Regions from separate parts of the Homo sapiens genome. Here region 1 is linked to region 2. The links are chromatin loops, found by intact Hi-C in ENCODE. Cell type or tissue: PC-9. All regions are shown on one strand. Each heading gives the region's core, and the rest is flanking DNA. Links, peaks and the distances in the headings are about the cores only.

Region 1 (2,922 bases), core at 234-2,733, 170 kb after region 2:
AAATAAAATTTTAAAAAAGATTAAAGTAAACTTTAAAAACAAAATCCAGGTTTGATTTTTTAAAATTTGATTTGCACAAAACTTTCCAGAATTGTCACTATTGAGGTGACTATTGAGTTGTCACTATTGAGGGAGAAAAAATTCCAGGACAACTGTTTATCAAGTTTTTAATCTAATCACTCATTTGCTTAAGAACGAATCTATAAGATCTATTATACAACATGGTAACTACAGTTCATTACAATATGTTGTGGAATGAAAATTGCTAAGTAGCTAGGCGCGGTGGCTCACGCCTGCAATCCCAGCACTTTGGGAGGCCAAGGCAGTAGGATCGCATGAACCCAGGAGTTCAAGACCAGTGTGGGAAACATAGCAAAACCCCGTCTCTACAAAAAAAATGCACAAAATAGCTGGACGTGTTGGTGCATACCTGTGGTCCCACTGCTCGGGAACCAAGGTAGAAGAGTGAGAAAAACTGATGGTCCTTTTAAGAAAATGTGTGGCAGTTCCTTCTGTGGGAAATGAGGGAGGAGCCTCATGTCAAGTGGTTATTTAAAACCCATATCTTGTCATTTGTGGGCTTGAAATGAATTTGGCTAAATGAATTGACTAAATTGAATTTTTAGAAATCAAATCTTGATCTTCATTTTTAAAGGTTTAAAATGTATTTGTTCTTTGTATTGAATGGAGGAATTCCGTTTAAATGTTCAAAACTGGTAGGTAGGACTGTACAAGAAAAGATGAAGGCGGTGATGACAAACCAATAAATTCAAGGAGGCCGTTTGGAGAAATCGCTGAGTCAAGAGTACGGCAATCACGTGAAGATTTTAATAAAAACGAAACTAATCAGACGCGTTTAGACTTCCCTTCCCTCTCCACCCACTTTTGGTCTTGTTAAAGGGAAGAGGAGGGTCGGTTTTAATCAATCCTTCGGTTTCCCTACTGGGCGGAGCACTGAGAAGGTGGCGGAAGGAGGGGCAACTGGGCCCGGCTGGCGCGCCTTCAGGCACGTGGGTCTGGGTTGCGGACCAGGAACACAGCGATCAGGGCGAAACATTGGCCTTTTGTGTCTCTTGCGTTTGGTACGTTTTGGGGGCCGGCTGCAGCTGTGAAAGGCCGCACTCGCTGCCAGCGGTCAAGGCGACCTTGTTCAGCAAAGCCACTATTGTACTTTGAGCTAGTGACTCCGGCGGCTTGGCAGCTTTCTAGGCATTCCTCCAGGACCTTTCTCCCCCTGGAGGCCTCAGCTTTAAATGCAGTTTGTTTTTACAGTTGGATACAGCTCTATTCTTGGCTTTGGCGCCAGGAGTAGCTTGCAATCCTTGCCAGTTAATTGTGGCCTCTGCGCGAAAAGAACGATGAAGTGCTGCCCTTTTATGTCTAAAGGTGGCGCTTCGGACTTCGCTGGCAGTAGCTGGCAGTAGGTGCTTTGAAGTCTTTCTTCAGCGAACCTACTCATCTGGTGGCCTTTATGCGAGCATGAACCTGCACCAAAGCCACTAGGCTTAGTACCTGTCCTGGGTTGGCATGTCTGTGGGTGCCGCTGTAGCTATAAATGACTTTGATTGGCATAAACACAATTGTTTCACATGTGCACTTGTCAAAATTTAATTAATTGGACACTTTATTTCTGCTAGCGAAGTTTCCTAAAAACAAATAAATAGTACACTTTAAATATATGTAGTTTATTATATGTCACTGATGCCTCAATAAAGTTGTTTAAAAGAAGCACATTCAGAAGATTAATACATGATAACTAAGATTAAGTAACTGATAAAAATACAAAATGTGTTTCTTTTATCTACATCACCGAGTAGAGAAAAAAAATCACATCTATTGCCCAATTTCGTAATTTAACTGCCATTTATTTTAAAGCCTTTAATTTCTGTAAATATAGGCACGTGGTTTTACTTGCAAAGTTTTCCTGAGGATGTTTAGTTAATATTTGATTTACTATTGCCCTGACACCGAAGAAAACACAAAGCCACTATTCTTCAAAAAAGAAAAGAAAAAAAGAAAGAAAACAAGTGATCATAGCCCCGTAGGAGATAGCCCGGCACAGGGGTCAGGAACCCTGGCTAAGGGGTCAGGCCAACGTCGGTCTGAACGGAAACTGCCATATACCAGCTGTGTGAGCTAAGTTGAATTCCTCACTTTCTCTGAGCCTCGGCTTTCTCACAGAGTTCCTGAGTGAATCAGGGTCAGCAAGGGAGGAGTAGAAGGAGAGTAATTTGGGGGGAACCTCAACTCTACGTGGGCCTCAAATATGGGCTGCTGTCTCATAATAAATTTGTGTGGAATTACTGGGAGAATGATTCTCACAAAAGTCGATCCTAAGTGAAATCCGTCAGCCCTGCTACTAGAAGGTAAGAGAATAGGAGGTCGGTGAGTGTCCTTAAAATCTGAAAGTTTCAGCTGAGTGTGGTGGCTCATGCCTGTAATCTCAGCACTTTGGGAGGCCGAGGCAGATGGATCACCTGAGGTCAGGAGTTCGAGACCAGCCTGGCCAACATGGTGAAACCTCGTCTCTACTAATAATACACAAAGTAGCCAGGCATGGTGGTGCATGCCTGTCATCCCAGCTACTCAGGAGGCTGAGGCAGGAGAATCACTTGAACCTGGGAGGCAGAGGTTGCAGTGAGCCAAGATCACACCATTGCACTCCAGCCTTGGCAACAAGAGTGAAACTCCGTCTCAAAAAAAAAAAAAAAAAAAATAGAAAGTTTCCCAGGCCTGGAGGACTTTTAATGATTAAATGAGATAATAATGAATGTGAAGGCCCAGAACGCTACCTGATACATACTACTGTGTAATCAATGGTATTTATTTCTATTTTGTCATTATCATCAGTGGTGTAATCACCACCAATGGCACTTATTTTTTTTTTATTCTCATTGGTGATCGAACCACCTACCTGATAGT
Region 2 (2,922 bases), core at 228-2,727:
TGAAAGTGTCTGGGTTCCCATGACCTCTTGATTTTACCTTGAAAAGGAGATGTTTAACACTGAAGACACACCTAATTGCAGTCAGCTACGGGAAGGGCCAGTCAAGAAGCTGAAGTTCAGTTGGGCACAAGGCATCCAGTGGGAACCACAGATCTAGGAGGCAGAGGGCGAGGGCAGTGCCAGGGCAGACAACACTGTCACAGCCCACAAGTACAGTCATGTGCCACATAATGATGTTTTGGTCAACAATGGAATGCAGATATGAAGGTGTTCCCATAACATTATAATGGAGCTGAAAAACTCCTATCACCTAGTGACATCATAGTGCAATGTGTTACTCACGAGTTTGTGGTGATGCTGGTGTAAATAAGCTCACTGTGCTGACAATCACGTGAAAGTGTAGCATATACAATTAGGTACAATCCATAATACTTGATAATGATAATAAATGACTATGTTACTGGTTTATGTATTTCCTATACTATACACTTTATCATTATTATAGAGTGTACTCCTTCTACTTAAATATTTTTTAAAAGTTAACTGTAAAACAGCCTCATGTAGGTCCTTTGGGAGGTATTGCAGAAGAAGGCATTGTTGTCATAAAAGATGACAGCTCCATGTGTGTTATTGCTCCTGAAGACCTTCCAGTGGAACAAGACGTGGAGGTAGAAGACAGTGATATTGATGATCCTGACCCTGTGTAGGCATAGGCTAATGTGTGTGTGTTTTGTCTTTGTTCTTAACAAAAAATTTAGAAAAGTAAAGAAAAAAGTTAGAATAGAAAAAGCATGTGGAATAAGGATGTAAAGAAAGAAAATATTTTGTACAGCTGTACGGTGTGTGTTTAAGAGTGTTATTACAAGGGTCAAAAGTTAAAAAAAAGTTTATAATGTACAAGTTACAGTAAGCTAAGGTTAATTTATTGAAGAAAGAATAATCTTTTAAAATAAATGTAGTGCAGCCTAAGTGTACAGTGTTTATAAAGTGTATAGTAGTGTACAGTAATGTCCTAGGCTTTCACATTCCTTCATAATAGGACACAATACTACCATGATTGTATTGAGTCACTCAGTGACTCACCCAGAGGAACTTCCAGTTCTGCAGGCTCCATTCATGGTAAGTGCTCTATACAGGTGTACCATTTTTTATCCTTTATACTGCATTTGTACTGTACCTTTTCTATGTTTAACTATGTTTAGATACACAAATACTGACCATTGTATTACAACAGTATTCAGTACAGTCACATGCTGTACACATTTGTAGTCTAGGTGAGATAGCATATGCCTTATAGCCTAGCTGTGTAGTAGGATATACTATCTAGGTTTTGCCTAATAGCCTAGCTATGCAGTAGGATATACTATCTAGATTTGTGTGAGTACACTCTATGATGTTTGCACAAGGACGAAATCACCTAACGACGCATTCCTCAGAAGGTGTTCCTGTCAATAAGCGATGCATGACTATACCTTAGAAAATTCCAACTGCTCAGGTGTTTTCATTGTCATATTCATTATTGTTCTCTGGTGCAAATACTCAAAGTCTTTCTTATATTTAGCCTTTACAGTTTCGATGATGATCACTTAATTACGTCTGGTACATAGTTGGCATTTCAATACTTGTTGAACATGTTTTACTTATTTTTATCTATTGCTTTATTCTACCTACTAAATAAGACACAACACGGTAAAAGTTCCCAAAACTGCAGAGGTGCTTGATGCAGCAAATTACTCCTGCTCCACAATTCTACTCTCCACAGATAAAAATGCTTTACGGGTTTGAATGCATTATTCCACATTTTTTCTCCATGCATAGTTTTACCTTTGTTTGTTTATTTTGAGAGTTAAATACTCTAAAAAGTATTTTAAAAGTAAACTTGCTAAATAATGAAATAATAAATATTTTTATTAAGGCTTGTAAGTTGCATTTAATAGCTTTCAGATACACCACATCAAAGTCCATCTTCAATCAATCAAACCCAATGGTAGTTCCTTCTTGCATAATAAAATTCCCTCCAACTTACATTATGATACCCACTTAGCTATAATGGGCAGGGAAAGGAAACTACATCTCCTTTCTGATCACTATTGTGTAAGGAAGAGCATCAGGAGAATTACATAAAAATGAATATAAAGAAATGATTCTGATTTCAAAGTACATTGTTTGGAAGCATTAACAAAAACAAAAATGATTCAGGTATACATACTTCTACTGAATTTTTGATAGGAAAGTTAGTTCTGAAAACAGTCCATTTCCTACTACAGAAAGGAGATAGTTTATTTTTAAGGTTAGTCTTTGTTTTCCACAGAATTTCACATCTTCCTAATTTGAAGGCATAAAACAGCAACAGAGAACCATAATGCATGAATCAATGAATACACTAGGGACATGGTGATGTTTAAGAAGGCTAGGTAACTTTTTTTGAATTTCAGAATAAATGTAACAGAGGTTAATAACCACAAATGTTAAGGTTAGAGTGAGATCAGTCTATGAGAAGCATAATTAACATTTTATACTGCAAACTATTTACTACTGAAGGAAAACATCTACACAGAAAAATTCACCATATGTATTACTTTTAAATCGGGGGAAAGGGAGAGGAGATGAGTAGCTTTAAGCCCACAGGAACTGGGTTGGGGATCTTTTGGGGAACCTCACTGTTTAGATGCTATGATTTACCTGCCAGAGATAACAGTTGGTAGGGATAGTAGAATGGGATTCAGTTAAGCTGTTTCCTTCCTTTAATTAATGACAGAGCTCAGTATATCCTTCTCCCTTATCCCCATCAAAAAACATTCATTAAACACCTAATTAGATGTGACATTGTTGAAAGCGGGGGTGCATGTGTCCAGCTGCTTGGTTCAGGCTTGCACTGAAGAGGATTTCTGTGTTCAGTGGTTCTTAGGAATCAATAAATTT

What was found. Peaks named below come from ENCODE experiments on the same cell type or tissue, not always from the same donor. Only the 100,000 strongest peaks of a DNase experiment are listed, where the experiment ranks them.
Region 1: a loop joins it to region 2, with 4 times the contacts of the local background. A loop is called at or near these places in 14 of 110 quality-filtered maps.

What each region holds. Positions count from the first base shown.
Region 1 is chrX:120,484,953-120,487,874 of GRCh38, forward strand. No RefSeq gene overlaps it. Among named protein-coding and RNA genes, the nearest start is that of LAMP2, 17 kb to the left of the region's middle. In PC-9, for the core only: CTCF peaks have their summits at 1,268 (motif pointing left) and 1,471; DNase peaks (open chromatin) are centred at 909 and 1,279; H3K4me3 peaks cover 1,426 bases; H3K27ac peaks cover 1,301 bases.
Region 2 is chrX:120,315,707-120,318,628 of GRCh38, forward strand. No RefSeq gene overlaps it. Among named protein-coding and RNA genes, the nearest start is that of TMEM255A, 5.7 kb to the left of the region's middle. In PC-9, for the core only: no CTCF peak of the experiment used is centred there; DNase peaks (open chromatin) are centred at 255, 1,075 and 1,445; H3K4me3 peaks cover 363 bases; H3K27ac peaks cover 2,305 bases.